5 separate regions of the Homo sapiens genome follow, and regions 1, 3, 4 and 5 are each linked to region 2. A link is a contact called in ENCODE Hi-C or POLR2A ChIA-PET data. All regions are on one chromosome and are shown on one strand. The core of a region is the stretch at or near the end of the contact, and the rest is flanking DNA. Distances in the headings are between cores, read along the strand shown.

Region 1 (3,253 bases), core at 644-3,143, 2.5 Mb before region 2:
AGCCACCGTGCCCAGCCCATATTTCTTGTGTAATAGAGTTTCTTTTTTAAGATCAAGGACCCGATCCTACTTTCATTATAGTTAAGTTGCTATCATCTTGACCTCTTCATAACCTAGAGTTGAGGTTCCTTCTACTCACCCACACCTTTCTCTTTTATATAATCTTAATTAAGAAACCCTTTATCAACATTTCTAGCAATTCCCTACACTTTTATGTATGAGGAATTAGAAATTCTGCCAGATGACTTGGAATTAGGCACCTGGAGTTTTTGAAGTATGACAGACCTAGATTTTAACTTTGTTTAACAACTTTCTTAAACTAAGAGGCAGTTTCCTCATCTGAAAAATAAGGTTAATACCTAGCTGATAGGCTTGTTGTGAGATTAAAGGAGACAATGAATATAAAGTGCTTAGTGGCACAGGGTTCAATAATGTAAGCTAATATTGTCCAAGAGTCATGAAATAGAGCTGATGACTAAAGAGGAGTAGAGGATGTTTGCTTGGGTACGTTGGGCTTCAGATTCCTGGGCTTTGTCGAAAGAAAGGAGGAATGTCTAGTCAGACACACGTTTTGGTTGCCAGGTGCTGAAGTAAGACTGATCCCTGCATTTTTCTTTCTGTGAGCTGAGGTTCTGTGGACTCTTCAGAGTCCACAGACTCTTCTCTGAGGGGAGAGAACCCTGTAAATGCGTTATATATTACAAATGTCTGATGAGAGGAGACCTCGAATACTAGATAAAAGGTATGTGTGGAGGACAGTGTGAATACCCTAACAGAGCGTTCCCGCTTCACTATTTTACTTAAGAGTGATACTTAACTTACTGGACAAAAACAGCTTTGAGGTTAAAAAAAAATTTTATCACTGCTTTAAAGTTCACATTAATGAGAAGTAAACAATTGCAAGAGTCAGAGTATCCTAATCATTTAGTTATACACATTTTACTTTTAAAATGCATGATTTCTGTAATTTTGTTTTTGTGTTTAGGTAATTCTAGGTTTTAACGAGGGTTCTGTGTACCTAGAAAAAATAATATGTGCGTCTTTCAAATAGAACATGAGGAAATAGTAGTATTTGCTTTATGGAACCATGAATTCCTACCTCCCAACTAATTTTAAGTAACATGTAAACCAATGTGAATGATGAGTCCACTTTTTAGTCATTAAACAGTAATTGTAAAATGTAGTGAGATTATCAGCCCATGCAAACAACTGTTTAATGCTGTACAACTCAGACATGAACTATTTTGACTGTTTTCAGTCCCAAGAATTTGTTTAAATGAGGTTCCATTCTCTTTATTCTTAACAGATCTCAAGAATCGGGAGGGTGGAAATTTGTAACTGAAAACATGGAATTAGTTCCAAAATATGAATTGATGTTAAGAGCTGGGGTTCTAAAAATCACTTCCTTTTCTTCTGCATGTGAACGTATGGTCGAGTCCTTAAACTTTCTTTCTAAACTTCTCAAAATTCTGGTTATATATAGAAGACCCGCAGTCACAAGGGAGAAAGGGTGGGAACAGAATGTAAATTTTATAGTAGAGAAGATTTACATTTTGCGCTTTCTCACTATTCATTTGCCATTAACAAAGGTTATCTAGCAACTTTAATTTTAGTTTGGGGGGCTAACACGGGTCTTGCAAAAGAAGTTTCCTCTTGAAGCACTTGCTTTAAAAAAAGCCTTTTGGCCACCTTCCCAGGCGGTAGCGAATTAAGCTGCGCAGGCGCCTTGCTTCCCCCTCCATCAACATGTTCGATTGGCCTACGATTGATTACATCATTGGTCCGCGCAACCCTAGCAGGCTTCTGGGCCTGTAGCTGAGCCGAAGCTCTTCCTTTTGCGTAGCGGGGCGGGGCACGATGGTGGCGGGGGGGGAGGGGGGAATTGTTCTACTACGCATGCGCACCGGGGATGGCGACAGGGCCTCTTTCTTTGCTTCTCTCCACAGCTCTTCCCAGCCGGGGGGCTGAGTGCCCTCCCCCTTCTCTCCCTGCCCCTCCCCTTTCTCCCCCCTCACCGCCCAGCGGGGCTTCTAACTGACAGTTGTCGCCGGGCCCCGTCCGTGCACCGCCTCCTTCTGCCCGTGTCCCCCGCAGGTAGAGGGGGGCGGGAGGGGGTGTGAGGGAGAGGAGGAGCCGGAGCCGCCGCTGCGGCCCCCTCCGGGGAGGGGAGAGGAGAACCCCCTTCCTCCTCGCCCCCTCCCAGCCCCCCGCTGGCCCGGGAGGGGGTGGGGCGCCGAGGCCGCGGCGACCCGGCAGGGCCTGGCCGGTGAAGAGCAGGCGGGCGGGGTGCGGAGGGGTGAGGCCGGCGAGGGCCGTGCGCGCGCCGCCGCCGGGGGGGAGGGGAGAGGAGGGCACCTAGGCTCTCCTCTTCTCTCCCCCCTCCTCGCGCGCCATGTAACCCCGCCCCGCCGGCGGTGAGCTCAAGACCCCCGCGCGCACCGAGCCGAGCCGGCGGCTGAGGAGAGCCAGGCCCGATGTGGCGGGGGCTACGCGCCGCGGCCGAGCCGTGAGGAAGCGGCTCGCGCTCACGCGTCCCCCAGCACCTCGAGCGGCTGTTCCACACCGCCCAGCCTAGGCCTGCCGGGGCATGAGTGTGCCCGGGACGCCGGGAGCGATGGAGCCGGCTGGGGAGGAAGAGCGGCCGCCACCGGCGGCCGAAGGAGAGGACGACGAGGAGGAGGTGGCAGCGGCGGCCCAGACCTCAGGGCCGGCCCACGGAAGGAGTGCCTCCTCGCTGGAGGACGCGGACGATCAGGAGGAAGAGATGGAGGCGATGGTGATCGGAGGCGGTTGCTGCAAGGAGCAGGAGCTGACCTACGAGCTACAGCAGGGCTACCGCATCCTGGGCGAGTTCCTGCAGGAGAAGCACCGGGGCCTCACCGCCCCCTTTCTGCAGCCCTTGGGGGGCGTTGCCACCGCGGAGGAGGAGGTGGCGGAAGGGCCGCGCAGCGGGGGCCGGGGCGGTCGCGCCTTCCCGCAGCAGCCCGGACAGGGCATGTGTCTGCTGCAGATGGAAGAGAAGTTCGCCAGCGGCCAGTACGGGGGCATCACCGAGTTCGTGGCGGACTTCAGGTTGATGCTGGAGACGTGCTACCGCCTGCACGGAGTGGACCACTGGATCTCCAAACAGGGCCAGAAGCTGGAGATGATGCTGGAGCAGAAGTTAGCGCTTCTCTCTCGGTAAGCGAGCCCGGTCCCCGGTGGGACTGACAGACTGACACAAACACACACTCACACGTGCCCGAGGATGGGC
Region 2 (3,677 bases), core at 921-3,420:
ACAAGGTTCACTATGTGGTTTTCTTGCCTGCAGATTAAGAGCAATAAATTAAAAGGGCGGTAAGGATAATAGAACTATGTTCACTGACAAAAATAAAAAGCAACAGCTGACAATGAAAGACGGGACAGGCAAACTATAACAGACAATGGAATTTAAAAAAACAAAGCTATTCAGAGAGCCATGTAGTGTGAACATACAGCCCTACACACCATTATAGGAATGAGGACTTTATCAGTAAATATAATAAAGAGAATATTCATAACGACTACCAGTTTTCATAAAGCTGGAACGTATACCTCATTTCCCATCTGTATGTCAAATGGGACCCACACTGGTCACCACACAATCATTTGTCTGACTAGAAGCCCTTACTACCACAGTGGGTCAGGAAACCTTTTAGCTTTAGCACTAGGCTCACCACTGTTCACTACTGCAACACATTATTATTGTAAGAACATCTCTAACTCATGAGATTATCAAAGGCAACAATATTACTTTTAAAAACGTACCCAAAGTAGCTGGTTCCTAAAACAAGGTAACCTTGTATTCTATGGCACGCAGCCATAAACTAAAACCACCGACTTTTAGGACTCTCGGCCTGTTTTTCCTCAAATGCGAATATTACCTAACACTGGTGTTGTTGGGATTACATGAGATAATGTATGTAAAACACTTAGCACCAGTTCTGGGACACAGAATGAGCTCAGTATTATTTTAGCGCTGGTGAACGCATGCCGGCCCAAATCCCTTACTTGCAGGTGCAAAAATTAAGCCTCAAGAGGAGAACTGACTTCCTAAGGCTCTACTTCTACTATGTCATTGTCCTGGTTAAGCAGCTTAGCGGCAAATGTTGGGAGATTTTGGGTATTGGCAGGGCCTGGGGGCATGTGCCTGCTGGACTCGAGTCTGCAGAGAATTGGAGGAGTCTGTTTGAACCATGAGGCATTACAGGCTGTGCCTTATCAACGGGTGTTTGAGATGGCAGGTTGTGTTAACAACATTCAACACAGACGGAAGCCATTCGTCTATCTCAATACAGCCACAAACAGCAAGACCCTCAGCTACAGTAGGCTGAGTAACGGGGGATGAGAGCACGGCAGGTAACAGGATCCGGGCTTGAGCTCAACTCCCAGTTCGGTCTTTAAAGAGGGGTGAGCACTTAAGGGCTGAAACTAACAGAACTAGAAACTAACAGGATGGTATCGCAGGCAGGTGTAAGCTACCCCGCCCCTCTACGCCTTCCGTCGAGGGGAACCGCCAAATGCGCTTTCTCAGCCTCCGGGCAGGGCAATTTCTTGCTCTCTACAGGCACTTACTCCCATCCCTTGTAGATAGGGAGTGATGACCTCGCTTTTTCGTTATGGAGTGAGGGCCGGACACGCTTGGACCTCACCTCTCCGCGCCACGCTGCGGCGGCACCGCGGGAGGCCGACTCGCGCCCACGCACACCCCACGCTCGCCTTCTCTAAGATGGCGGCAGAGGCAGCTCGCTCACGCCCCGCCGCCCGCGCTCCTCCACAAGTCGTGCCCTCAGGAGGCGGGAGCGGGTGAGAGCGCGGAAAGCAGGAGGGCGAGAGTGACGCGGACCCTCCAGTCTAGCGCAGGCCGCGGAGCCCTGAAGCGTCCAGGAAAAGGAAAAGCCAGGAGGCTGACGCTACCAGGAACACCGCCGGCGCCTCAGAAACTAAAAAGCGGCGGCACATCCGGGCCCCTCTGCCCGCCCCGCCCCGGAAGTAACGTATCGGGCAGGGCGGGGGCCGCTCTTCAAAGTGGATTCTTCCCTCGCCATAGCTCGTTTCTTCACAAAGTGCCTGGAATCACCCTCGCCACCCCCTCCCCCGGGTTAGCCGTTACTCTCTCGTGGCTCCGGGACGTCTCTGTACAAAGCTGGCTGCTGGGACAGGCAGCCCTCGTTTCACAGATAGTACCCCTCGCACCACGACTCCTGGGCCTCGCCAGCGCGTGTAGTAACGTCCCTCCGAGAGGACTCTTGGTGACCTCAGCCCCAGCCAAGCATAGGCGCACCTCTTCGGAGTCCTGCGGTGGAATCCCGGCCTCGTGCCCCGTCACCCCGCCGCCCCGCCACCCCACCCGGGTTTGGGGGCCGTCAGTCACAGCGCTGCGCCCTCCCCTTCCGGCGGCTTGGCCGGGCCCGCCTCCTCCCCTCTTCCCTCCCCCACCCCTCCCCGTGCGAGTGTCTCCCTCTCCCTCTCGCTCTCTCTCTCTCTCCCTCTCTCTCTCTCTTTTGTGAGTTATAGCAACCGTTGCCTTGTGAATCAAGCGCCATAGTCACCGTAGTCCTGGCGACTGTTACCCATCAACAACAACTACTCCTCTCCTCCTCCTCCTCCTCTTCCTCCTCCTCCTCCCCACCACCACCATCTCCATCACCCACCAACAACACCACAATAATCCACAGCCAAGGTGAATATTCTTCGGTCTCTACATGTGTGTGGGAGCGTGTGGCTGCGTGTGAACGCGTGTGTCCGTGCGTGTGTGTGTTCGTGTGTGCGAGCCGAGTGTGGCTGTGCTGGGGTCTCACTCCTGACACGGGGGCTGCCGCTGCGGCGCCGCCGCCGAGGGGCTCTGTTCCCCGGGCTTGTTTACAATGGACCCTGCGCGCCGCGGCTGGGTCGGGGGTGTGGGCGCCGCGCCGCCCGCCGGCCCCGGCCCTGCGCCGGCCGCACTTCAGGGATGGAGCGGGAGCTTGGGGGGCTGCGAGCCGAGCGGGAGAGGGAGCCACAGTTTTCCGATGCGGATGCTGGATCTTTCCCTTAGGTCTGGTCTGAGGAGGAGGGTCAGGTGAAGAGATAAGAATTTGTTCTTTCTTTAATTTTCTTCTTTTCCAACGCTGCTGTTTCCTGCTTCTTTCAAAGCCGAAATAGACAACAGTGTGCAAGGGGGGGACCCAAGAGGTGGTGTTTTGTTGTTGTTGTTGTTCACTTGTGGGGCCTTGTTATGGGTTTTGTTATTTTTAATCCTCATACGTTGGTGAACTTTTCCCACCGCCCATTCCCTTCATTTTTGCCCCTCTTTGCCTGGTGCTGAATGGGCTGCTCTTCTTTCACCATCATCAGCTTCATGGTTTTCTTTTTTCTTTTTAAAACTGTATTTTCTTTGTGCGGCAAACAGTCTTAACATCCATTCAGCACTCTTCCCTCCCCCTCTTTCTCCCCCCCCCCACACACCCCTTGCACACATATTGAAACCTGGGGCCTGTTCGTTGGGCCCTCTTTGCTGTACTGGGAAAGATGTTTTTCTTTTTTAAAGTCTGTCTCCTCTCTCTTCTTTGGTGTGTGTGTGTGTGTGTGTGTGTGTGTGTGTGTGTGTGTGTGTGTGTGTGCTTGTGATTTAAACCGGATGCAGGGCATCTGTGATACTTGGGTTAGTAGTTATTGACAGTGCTTTATCCTTCATGTGGAGGTGGGAGGGGGAGTAGTGAGGTTCCGTTTCACTTTGATGATCCTCCTTCCCCGCAGTAGAGTGTTAACAATTTTCATTGTGATTATGAGACTTTGTGATGAACAGGGAAGGGACACAAGGAAGCTTTGTGAGAACTCAGTTCACAGTGTTATTTGTGACAGTTATGGTACTTTAAGAGTTTTTTTTTTTTTAATCTCCTCATTTTCCTTTGAGAGTTGAAATTCAAGTCAAGTTCATAAAGAATGTATGAAGGT
Region 3 (3,678 bases), core at 422-2,921, 2.9 Mb before region 2:
CAAACACAAATCAAAGGTGCTATAACATTATTTTAAAGAGAGAAGGAAAGGGGAAAAAAAAGCTCTCTCCTTCCCAAAGTGTAATTTGTTACTATGAAATTTCTGGACAGTCTTCGAAGACTAAGCCTGTGAAGGGGAGGAAAATATTCCTTTTAAGTAGTTTGCAACTGTAGGCTACTTCTACCAAATCAAAGAGCTACACTTATTTAAAACCACAGGATTGGAGCCAAACTGTGGTCTATCAACTCAGGATGCCAACTTTTTAGTGTATTAACAACAACATGAAGACAAAGAAAAATACGATGGGTCTGAGTGGCTAGGGATATAGATTGTAAGAGACTTGTGGAATAGGAAAAAAACTTAGACTGGCCAGACCATAAAAATACCAGAGATGCCCACAGACAGCCTTCAAGTATGCACCGCTGGCTATGCTGCAGTGCTATGCTTAAAGCGTGAACGACATGAGTATTAGAAGGCGAGAAGTAAGAAAAGCAAACAGTCTTACACTCCTTTTCACTTCGGGAATAAAACTCTTGGCTTATATAGGGCATTCGTAAACCCGGCCCCCGGTTAAACCGACAGTTTCTTCATGCCCAGGTCTCTAACCTCCCTCGAGACATTCCAAACCTAGGAAAGGCGGCGAGGGAGAGGGACCAGAAGTTCTGGAAACCCTTCGAATCTTCAGTTTGCGCGAATCCTACCACAGTCAGGAAGCAGAGTTAGGGTTCTTATTCTTGAGAGCTCAATGCCCGAGTTTCCCCTGTTTGAGAGCCGAAGACGCGGAAGAGCCGCGGAAGCCAGGCGAACGCTCAGCCGGGTTAGCCAGCTCTCCGGGTCTCCCGCGCGGTGGCATGGCCGCCAGAGCCCTCTGCCCTCCCCGCCCTCTGGGGGCCCCAGGCCCCGCCGAGCGCGGGAAGCGAGGGACCTGGGCACCCAGTGCCTACGGCCGCTGTCCTACCAAATACAAACGGCGAGATATTTGCGCTCCGGACGCCCTCACTTCTGACCCCGCGCGGCGCACCTCCAGTTGGGGCTGGCAGGGACCCACTCCCCACCATTCGGCGGGACTGGGCCCCGCACCCCGCGCCTCGCGGGGGCTGCCCACCCGCAGCGGAGCCAGGTGAGCCCTGCGCGCGCGGCGCACAGAGCCCTCGGACCGGTGCGTCCAGAGGAGCCCAGCTGTTCCGGCCCCCAGCCTCGCTAGGGGCGCGGCGGGCGCGCCTCACCTGCTTGCCCCGGTAGAAGAGGCGCTGGCATTCGGGCCGCACGTCGAACAGCGCCCACACCCGCTCGCGCAGCTCCTCAATCGTGGCTTTGCGAGACACGTCCTCAATGGTGCACGTCTTGGAGCCATCAATGGTGCGAACCTGTATCCACATCTTGGCGCCTAGAGAGGAACCGGTCCCCTTTGTCTCCCCCTGAGCTCTGGGCGCCGCGCCCCGCCCGGCCCGCGCCGCTTTCCCTGCGGCTCGGGCCCTCAGCGGCAGGCGGGCGAGCGCGCCCACCGGACCGACCGGACGCCGGGCCCGACAGGCGGCGACGACTCTCAGCGCGCGCGCCCGACTAGCCGACTTGAGGAGAGACGACCGGAACCACTCTGAGGCGCTGCCGCAGACACCGCCTCAAAGATAGGAAGAGGCCATGTCTGCGCCGCGCAGAGTGTTTACTTATAGAGCTGGAGCTCCCACATGGAGGTCACGGCGCCAAGCCGGATCTCGCGAGATCCACGCCGGGCTCCGCCTTAAAGAGGAAGCGGCCCGGGAGAGGGTTACAGACCCGAGGGAACGAAAATGGGCAGGCGCGGAGAGGGCGGGTCGGAGGGGCGGGGCTACCAAAAGCCGTTACTTGCCCCACCGCCTGCACCTGGCCACTGGGCACGCCCTCTAGCCTTTGGGTTTCGGAAGATTGCGCGGCTACCACATCGGTTGCCGTTTTGAGGCCTCGTTTCAGAGCTGAGGGGGCGGGTGCCTCCTCAGGCTTAGCGGATATGGTTCTTTGGTCTCAAAAACACACCAAAAATAAGAAACCCTGGCGTGCACTTGTATAATCCTGGAAAGGGGGCGCGGGTGGGTGCGGCCTAAACTTCCGAGAAAGAACTGAAGGAAATGTGTGCGCTCCACCGCGCTCAACAGGAAAGCTCCCGCCACGCGGCCTGGCGGGTCGGGTCGCCCGGGAAAGGCCCCGGGGGCCCTCCTGCTTCGCGAACACGTTTCCCGCCTGGCCGCAATGCTACTTTCGCGCGGAAACCCACTTCCGAGGGTTTCCCGTCGCCTGGCGGAGGCGGCAGCTCCAGGCCTATCCTCAGGCCGCGGGTCCCGCTGGGATCGCCCTCTCTGGCTTGCAGCGCTCCCAGCCGGCCCTCCGGCCTTGGAGAAGTCGGGGCAGCTGCCCGAAAGGCCGCTCTCTAACTCCGGACATTTCCGTTCGTAGACTTTCCGCGTTAGGGGTGCCTTTGGCCTAAGGGATTGCGGGTTTGCGGGAAACAGTTTTAAATAATGCAGAGCTACGCGCCTCCGAAGAAAGAACTCCAAAGACCCTACTAGGATTAAACCCTCAGAAGTGGGCCCAACGCAGCACTACCTAACAGGGCTTCCCCCACCCCCCACCCCGCCTTCTTAATCCTTCCCTGCTACAGCTGGGGAGTCGGGGTGGGGGTGAGTGGGTTTATTTTATTTTATTTATTATGTATGTATGTATGTATGTATGTATGTATTTAGAGACGGAATCTCTCTCTGTCGCCCAGGCTGGAGTGCAGTGGCGCGATCTCGGCTCACTGCAAGCTCCGCCTCCCGGGTTCACGCCATTCTCCTGCCTCAGCCTCCCTGGGGTAGCTGGGACTACAGGCGCCCGCCACCGCGCCCGGCTAATAGTCTCGATCTCCTGACCTCGTGATCCACCCGCCTCGGCCTTCCAAAGTGCTGGGATTACAGGCGTGAGCCACCGCGCCCGGCCAAGTGGGTTTATTTTAAATGAAAATATGTCTTCTCAAGAAGGGAGAGAGGATATAAACGTAAACAAAACAAGACAACTTGGACTTCACATTTGCCAAAATCGGTAACTTAAATATTCACATAGGTGCTAATTATTCCCATAAAGGTACAGTACCATTTTTTTGTAATAAACTAATAAACAGCTAAAATAATTACAAGCACAGACAAATCCAGTAGTATATCATGAAAAAGAAGAGAAAGGCCGGGCGCAGTGGCTCAGGCCTGTAATCTCAGCGCTTTGGGAGGCCGAGGTGGGCGGATCACTTGAGGTCAGGAGTTCCAGACCAGCCTGGCCAACATGGTGAAACCCCATCTCTACTAAAAATATTAAAAAACTAGCTGAGCATGGTGGCAGTTGCCTGTAGTCCCAGCTACTCGGGAGGCTGAGGCAGGAGAATTGCTTGAACCCGGGAGGCGGAGGCTGCAGTGAGCTGAGATCACGCCACTGCACTACAGCCTGGGCGATAGAGTGAGACTCCATCTCAAAAAAAAAGAGAAAAAAAAGATGGCCCAACACAGAAGAGACAGAAAAAATTAACTGCACATACATATTTTGGGTTTCTGCCCCTGTGAAAATTTCAGTCACCTAGAACCTCTAAATATAATTCACTTGTCTACCCCTATTTTAATTAAAGCAAATATTGAGTATTTATTACATATGTAAATGAGATGATATTTAGGTTGGTGC
Region 4 (3,175 bases), core at 268-2,767, 2.3 Mb before region 2:
ACAGAAAACTGGCACTGAGATGAGTTGGCATAAAGACACCTTACTAAAGCAACCCTTGCTTTCCATTACTTTCCCTGTATACTTCCTAGTCACTTTCCTACAATTTTTCACCCCCAGAAGCCCAAACCCGTTTCCTTTGTCCATAAAATAGATGCTTTTTCCCCTGTTAATCTGTCTTTTGCCAGTTTAATTCTCAGGCCCCAGACACTGAACCTAAGAGGGCAGAGGAAAAGGTTTTTGCTGGTTTGTTTGTTTTCTCCCCTGTAGTGAAAAGAACTAACAGGTGAGATGACCCTGTAGTCAGGAAAGGATTTTTATCTCATTTACAAAAACATGTTTCAGTGTGATGAATTGAATCCTATCAGTTGCTGTTATTAATTTTTCTATATCTTCCCTGATTTCAAAAAGCATGTTTGAGGCAGCTTATTAAAATACATACAAGGTTAAAAAAATAGATAGCTATCCTTAGGATTTGCAAGGTGTTCACTTAAAACATTCTTTTTTTTTTTTTTTAATGAACATTCTCATAAAACATTCTTAAAATGGTTGGCTTCTTTGCTGATATGGCAGTAACCAAAGATTCCAGTATTTGAGCACATAAAAAATTCTGCTGCTATGGTGGGGTACAGTGGTTCACACCTGTAATCCCAGCACTTTCAAAGGCTGAGGCAGCTGGATTACTTGAGCCCAGGAGTTCGAGACCAGCCTGGGCAACATGGCAAAAGACCATCTCTACAAAATATACAAAAATTAGCTGGTGGCAATGCCTGTAGTCCCAGCTATGAGGGAGGCTGAGGAGGGAGGTCACCTGAGCGTGGGAAGGTCAAGGCTGCAGTGAGCCTTGATCATGCCATTTCACTCCAGCTACATGACAGAATGAGACGCTGTCTGGAAAAAAAAAACAAAAAAACAAAAAAAAACACTCTGCTGCTTACCTGTGCCAGAAATAACAACATCTAAAGTGAATACTTAAGAAAAACTTAATGACTGCTTGATTACCCTTAAGATTCTGCATTCTTTATAATGTTCTTTGCATTTCAAAAGCAGCCTATTTATTGCAGAAATTTACTTAACCTTTTGCTTTACTTGAGCATGTATGTATGTTGCTTAGATAAAAGTAATGACATAAACGTCTATATAATCTTAGATTTCATTTTTACTTTGAAATGGGAGCTTTTTTATTTATAAGGTCATGAAAAACTAAGTGTTTTTATTAAGAAATGAGATTTTTTAATGGCAGAAAAAATGACTTGTTGACTCATTATGAAATCAAAATCTCTCCAAGCTTTTAAAAAACTACTTCAAGCCATTCGTTAAGTAATATTCCTTTGTAAATCATCTTAGATTTAGTATTATAGTGTTTTCTCAATTTTTATGTGTGTTAAAATCAATTTTGTGGGGTGTATGTGTGTGAAGGGGAAAGGTGACTCACAGTCACAGTACCTAGTTTTGCAACTTTCAGGCCTTGGTTTTGTAGCTCCAGCTGCCACAGACTTAACAGCTAGACTGATTCTGAGTAAGAACAAAAGGGTTTGACCATAGAAGGAAGTTCCTTTAAGATCCTTGTGAAATGGTTATAATAAGCAGGTTGACTCTTGCCCCTTGGAGAGCACCACCCTGTGTAAGGCTGATATGATCACGAACCCTCCCTCGCCTCCTCCCACTTCTATATATTATCTGTGTGCATGTGTTTCTTCTCTCCATCTTTCTTGCATGCTCTTTTCTTTTTCTCTGTCTGACCCAAGAGAAAGAGAAATGTATTGATGAAAAGTCTTTAAATAGTGTAATTAATTCATTTATAGCATGTCAGAATAAATCAAAAAAGGACATTTCTCTGTAAAAAATAGGTAAACAGAAACAAATGAAAGAAAAGCTATGACAGGAAAATAAGGTATAGCAAATGTATGCCATAAGGTGCTGTATGACTGCTAAAGGTGTGCCTCAGATTTGGCTCTGAGCTTCCTAGTAGATAGAGAAAAGAGAAGAACAAATCAATTACAAGATGCACTATGTTCACAAATTGGAAACATCTTGGAGGCTTTGCTTGATACCAGCACAGCATAGAGATGTTGGGCCTAAAAGGGCTAACATCTTCAGATTTTGTTCTGAAGGGTCTAAAAGAGGGAACACAGTGTGAGATCTTTGGGAATAAGTCAAGGGAGGATGTCAGGGCATGGGCAGTTCCTGGATGGGGGATTGAATTGAGGGTGAGGTAACTGATCAAAGCTCTGGAGTTTTCAAAGGATGCAACCTTGTTCCTCATTCATTCTCTATTCTTCAGAGTCCTGCCCTACCTCCTCAGAGCTTGCAAGCTAGGACATGGCCAGAAGGCTAGGGTAGAATTACAGGGTGGCTGCCCTTTCAGGTATAGCATTTGGTACCACTGTTCACAATGGCCATGGGTTTCCAACTCTGACTGCACATTAGAATCATTTGAGCCATTTTCCAAAATTATACAATTGCCTGGCACCATCCAAATTAACTGAATACTGGGATTGGGCCCAGGATTTTTTGTTGTTGTTGTTTTTGGGTTTTTCTGATGCTTCATCTAGTTCTTATGTAGAGTGAGAGTAGAGAACCACTGACAGTGAGCATTTTCAGAGGTTTACGAACTTCACGGTATCTCAGAGTCACAGGAGGAACTTGTTAAACATTCAGTTTCCTCAGCCACATGCTCCCTCCCAATTCCCCCAACCACCCCAGAAGGCCAGGGAATTTTCTATTTCTTTTTTTCTTCTTCTTCTTTTTTTTTTTTTTTTTTTTTTTTGAGACGGAGTTTCATTCTCGTCGCCCAGGCTGGAGTGCAATGGTGCGATCTTGGCTCACTGCAACTTTCACCTCCCAGGTTCAAGCAGTTCTCCTGCCTCAGCCTCCAAAGTAGCTGGGATTATAGGTGCCTGCCACCATGCCCAACTAATTTTTGTATTTTTCGTAGAGATGGGTTTCACCATGTTGGCCAGGCTGGTCTCGAGGAATTCTCTATTTCTAGCAAGCACTCAGGGTAATTCTGATGCCGATGATCCACAGAGTCACACTAGTCCACAGAGTGTAAAGGGGGGGAGACCTGGGCCCTGGCCTGCTCTGATAACAGCAGGCTGTGTGACCTTTTGGGCCTATTCCTTAAACACTCTGGGTTTGTTTCCTGATTGGTAAGAAATAACCTGTGGTGCCTACA
Region 5 (3,592 bases), core at 935-3,434, 2.3 Mb before region 2:
TTTGTTCTTCTCTGTTTCTCCACCTTAATCAGTATCTGACACAAGTAGATATCCAACAACTAGTAGCTAAAAATATTCAAACGTGAATACCGTAGACTATACAAGTATAGAGAAAAACTGCCTTTCAGGAACTCAGCTGTAACTTAACTCCTACCACCTAGAGTTCTATGATTATCATGATAGGAAAGTAGCTTTTAATCTAATCTACAAAGGATTTCATGAGAAGGAAAATTCTGAAAAATAGTTTTTAATGAGAATCTTATGTGAGGATCTTTCACACACACACACACACACACACACACACACACACACACACACACACATCTATCTATCCATCTATCATCTGTCTATCTATCTAATCCTCACTGAAGCCCCTTAAGGCAGGTATCATCTGCATTACCACAGATAAATACACGTGGACTCTGTGAGATTGTAACTTGAATAATGCCATGTGTACTAAAGGTACCAGATCCAGGAACTCAGATCTACCCGTCCCCAACAGCCAGGCAGCCAGGCATTTCCCTATTATGGTACCATGGGATATTGTCAGACATACACACACACACACACACACACACACACACACACACACACACATATATACATACATATAGTTATGACCATGGGCTAGGCTCTTATCCAGAGCTAAGCACTATGGATACAGTGATGATTAAATAAGATAGACACTGTCTTTAGTCTCATAGTGCTTACAGACTGAAAGGGATCTTGTAGAGCTAAAATTATGCTTGCTGCCACAAAAGTGGTATGTTTTCATTTTTTCATTCACTCAAGAAATATCTATTGACTACATACTATGTGTCATGCTTTGTGTTAAGAGCAAGGAATAAAATGGTGAGTAAAACCAGACCTGATTCCTGCCTTCGTGGGGCTTACAGTCTAATGAGGAAGTTATGAAATAGTCACATGCAAACATGGTGCTGTGAGATCCTACAAATAGGGGAAGCAAGCTTAATTAAATTAGGAGATTCTTGCTTGAGGAAGTACCACTTAATCTGAGATTTAAAGGATAACTAGGAGTTAAAAAGACAATGAGGAGAGAGAAGAACACTCCAGGTAATTCAAACAGCATGTGAGAAGATCCTATTGTAGAAGGAAAGATGCGTGCAGGAAGTCTTTGAAAGAGGCCAGTGTGGCTGGAGAGCTGGAAATAAGAAGCATCCTGGTGTCAGAGGAGCCTGAGAGGTGGGCAAGAGCAGGACTATAGGGCATTGTATGAAATCTGACATATGTGCTAAGTCAAAATCCGGCAGTGTGCTCTCCCAGTTGGTCTCTAGGTTAATGCTCATGCTAATGTAGCAACTCCAAGCTAGGGACAAAAAACCTTGGAGCAGAGAGGCTCATGGGTACCGGCAAGCTGGAAGAAGACTAGATAATCACTAGGATCTGCACTGAAACCAAGGCTCTGCTGCTTAACCGCCCCAGAGAGTCGTCAAGTGAAGAATGGCCTTTCTGAACCTTCACTTGCAGAGTGCTAATGTAGTAGTGGAACAGAATGCTGTTTTGGGAGCCCATGAAATTAGATTTACATTCTTCATCTGTTATCTCTACGTTTCTCAGGTTATAAAATGGGAACAAAGATATTTCCTTTTAAGTATTGTTAAAGATAATTAAATAAGATGATGTATTAAAGGACTTGACCTAGCGCTTAGCTCATAGCAGGTATTCAATAAATAATAGCCATTATTTTTCTTTATCTGTTAAATGGAGACAGTAATAGCACAGATTAAGTTGCTGAGTTATGAAGATCTGATTAGATTATGCATGTGAAAGCAATAGGCCGGGCCTCCTCTGCGTAATCTTATTTCTAATTTTAAGAGCCAGGAACCCACTTTTTTGGAGCCTGATGTTCTAATATTCCTTCCTTACGAAAGCCAGGTCATTGCTTTTTTCATCTGCCTGATGCACTGTAAGAGCCTTGTGTGTTCTTTCAAAAGCGATCTCTCATTTTTCTCGTTTTGGGTTTTTAGGTGTCTTTACATTTGGCAATCTCCGTCCTACAGAGGGCTGGAAAAGCCCTGCGGGAGACGGCATATCCACCACCCGCTGCTGGGTCGGCCCTGCAGCTGTGTGCACCCGAGAACTGCCAAAGAAGCTGGGTCTTGGCGCGGCGGGACGGGCCAATCAGAAGAAGTTTGGCCCTCTGCAGTTTCCGTCCGCTCACTAGGAGGCGCTGCGGCAGCGACGGCGGCGTCGGCGGCGGCCGGGGCTGTCGCGGGTTGGGGCGGTTGGGCTGGCAGCTGAGGCTCGTGGCCATGGAGTGGGGTTCTGAGTCGGCTGCTGTGAGGCGGCACCGCGTCGGAGTAGAGCGTCGAGAGGGAGCGGCGGCCGCGCCACCGCCGGAGAGGGAGGCCCGAGCGCAGGAGCCTCTGGTGGATGGGTGCAGCGGCGGCGGGAGGACGCGGAAGAGGAGCCCCGGGGGTAGCGGCGGCGCGAGCAGGGGCGCGGGGACCGGGCTGTCTGAGGTGCGCGCCGCGCTGGGGCTCGCGCTCTACCTGATCGCGCTGCGGACGCTGGTGCAGCTCTCGCTGCAGCAGCTCGTGCTACGCGGGGCCGCTGGACACCGCGGGGAGTTCGACGCGCTCCAAGCCAGGTACCGGCCGCTCCCTCCTGGCACGGCCCGCGCGTCCGTTTGCGGCTCCTGCGCAGGCTCCGGGGCACCGCACCTGTGTGCACCCGCCCCTGCCGGACCGCTGGGACTCGCTGACCCCTCCCAGGCTGCACGTGGGGTGGGGTGACCTTGCTTGTCCTTCTTCTGGGGTCTGAATTGCCGGGACTTGGGGCTTGCCTGTCCCCGGTTAAGCTCGTGGTGCAGATTGGGGTTGCCAGGTAGATTGAACCTGCTTTCCACTGTCTGCCCTTCGTGCAGATGGTTGGTTGTGAGTCGTCTCCCCATATTCTGGAACAGCTTCCCCTTTTTACCTTGCTTAGCCCTTCTGCTTTCCAGATGGAAATTTGTGTACCTAGACTGTTGTATAAATTCGCTTTGGGGGCGGGGAGTTTTGGAAGGCGCTAGTGCACTGTTCTAACTTTCTGAGGGTTACAGCCCCCACATCTGAAGGCTATAGAAACTCTTTCTGGAACACCGCCCAGTCAAAATTTGGTATGCAGTCTGATAAATTCTCAGATCCCTGCAGTTTATCTTTAGGCCCCTTGGATTAGTGACTGTGTAAGGTTTGACTTTTTTTTTTTTTTTTAAGACCTTTAAGAATGCTAGGAAAGGTGATTAAGTCAAAGATATTGTAACCCAGGTGTGTCAAAGCTCATGAAGTGTTAAGCTGGCGTCAAGTTTTCAACAGCTACTGTGTTCTAAAAAGTTTTTGCTAGAATGCAAAGTGTTGCAAGCTTATTAAGGACTTTCTGAAACGTCTCCCACCCCCACTTCCAGCTTTCCCCACTTGGAATGCAGTGAAAAGACAAAAACAGTTTTGTTTTCATTAGGGGTACAGTTGGTTTTGGCCTGAATTGAAGTTATTAGACCTTGGGTGTATGCTAGGAGGGCTAGGTCCATCAAAAGTTTCCCCCGCCCGCCTTATTTAACCTCTTGACTTGATTATTTTTGCTCATTGGTTTC

What was found. Hi-C counts contacts between places; a loop is a spot of excess contacts on that map. ChIA-PET counts read pairs that join two places held with the same protein, here RNA polymerase II (POLR2A). Pooled maps may share reads with other maps.
Region 1: a loop to region 2 is called in a map of CD8-positive, alpha-beta T cell, with 10 times the contacts of the local background. The contact joins the promoter of BRD10 here to the promoter of RFX3 in region 2. A Hi-C loop is called at or near these places in 7 of 168 maps with a recorded cell type or tissue (CD4-positive, alpha-beta memory T cell, CD8-positive, alpha-beta T cell, aorta and 3 more), 1 of 37 single-sample maps with no recorded cell type and 18 of 50 pooled maps. POLR2A ChIA-PET finds 5 or more read pairs at or near these places in 7 of 52 experiments (CD4-positive, alpha-beta T cell, CD4-positive, alpha-beta memory T cell, activated B cell and 4 more).
Region 3: a map of CD4-positive, alpha-beta T cell shows a loop between it and region 2 (5-fold over the local background). The contact joins the promoter of UHRF2 here to the promoter of RFX3 in region 2. A Hi-C loop is called at or near these places in 4 of 168 maps with a recorded cell type or tissue (CD4-positive, alpha-beta T cell, CD8-positive, alpha-beta T cell, ascending aorta and 1 more), 7 of 37 single-sample maps with no recorded cell type and 19 of 50 pooled maps. POLR2A ChIA-PET finds 5 or more read pairs at or near these places in 8 of 52 experiments (CD4-positive, alpha-beta T cell, CD4-positive, alpha-beta memory T cell, CD8-positive, alpha-beta T cell and 5 more).
Region 4: a map of CD8-positive, alpha-beta T cell shows a loop between it and region 2 (4-fold over the local background). The contact joins the enhancer-like site here to the promoter of RFX3 in region 2. A Hi-C loop is called at or near these places in 3 of 168 maps with a recorded cell type or tissue (CD4-positive, alpha-beta memory T cell, CD8-positive, alpha-beta T cell and naive thymus-derived CD4-positive, alpha-beta T cell), 1 of 37 single-sample maps with no recorded cell type and 9 of 50 pooled maps. POLR2A ChIA-PET finds 5 or more read pairs at or near these places in 1 of 52 experiments (GM12878).
Region 5: a loop to region 2 is called in a map of ascending aorta, with 7 times the contacts of the local background. The contact joins the promoter of ERMP1 here to the promoter of RFX3 in region 2. A Hi-C loop is called at or near these places in 6 of 168 maps with a recorded cell type or tissue (CD4-positive, alpha-beta memory T cell, CD8-positive, alpha-beta T cell, ascending aorta and 1 more), 1 of 37 single-sample maps with no recorded cell type and 20 of 50 pooled maps. POLR2A ChIA-PET finds 5 or more read pairs at or near these places in 3 of 52 experiments (CD4-positive, alpha-beta T cell, GM12878 and naive thymus-derived CD4-positive, alpha-beta T cell).

The regions. Positions count from the first base shown.
Region 1 is chr9:6,007,122-6,010,374 of GRCh38, reverse strand. BRD10 (bromodomain containing 10) reads left to right here and starts at 1,893. Exons shown (of 8, transcript NM_001017969.3): 1 at 1,893-3,180. The coding sequence starts at 2,588. It overlaps MIR4665 (microRNA 4665), which reads right to left and starts at 2,549; the gene lies at 2,471-2,549. RefSeq lists silencers at 1,826-2,345, 2,396-2,625, 2,816-2,975 and enhancers at 1,863-2,362, 2,363-2,864, 2,996-3,225.
Region 2 is chr9:3,524,494-3,528,170 of GRCh38, reverse strand. RFX3 (regulatory factor X3) reads left to right here and starts at 2,170. Exons shown (of 17, transcript NM_001282116.2): 1 at 2,170-2,424. It overlaps LOC124902110 (a long non-coding RNA gene), which reads right to left and starts at 1,686. Exons shown (of 8, transcript XR_007061398.1): 1 at 1,394-1,686. RefSeq lists enhancers at 1,226-1,525, 1,786-1,835, 2,413-3,029 and silencers at 2,016-2,205, 2,636-2,725.
Region 3 is chr9:6,411,192-6,414,869 of GRCh38, reverse strand. UHRF2 (ubiquitin like with PHD and ring finger domains 2) reads right to left here and starts at 1,671. Exons shown (of 16, transcript NM_152896.3): 1 at 1,227-1,671. The coding sequence starts at 1,379. RefSeq lists silencers at 854-1,283, 1,354-1,533, 1,814-1,953.
Region 4 is chr9:5,849,998-5,853,172 of GRCh38, reverse strand. It overlaps a transcript of ERMP1 not described here. Among named protein-coding and RNA genes, the nearest start is that of ERMP1, 18 kb to the right of the region's middle. Within about 2 kb of position 1,517, at least 5 of the 41 ENCODE cell types and tissues checked have a DNase peak (open chromatin) inside an H3K27ac peak, as active enhancers do; they include GM12878, where a contact is called at or near this core.
Region 5 is chr9:5,831,709-5,835,300 of GRCh38, reverse strand. ERMP1 (endoplasmic reticulum metallopeptidase 1) reads left to right here and starts at 2,184. Exons shown (of 15, transcript NM_024896.3): 1 at 2,184-2,611. The coding sequence starts at 2,274. RefSeq lists silencers at 2,098-2,317, 2,398-2,617.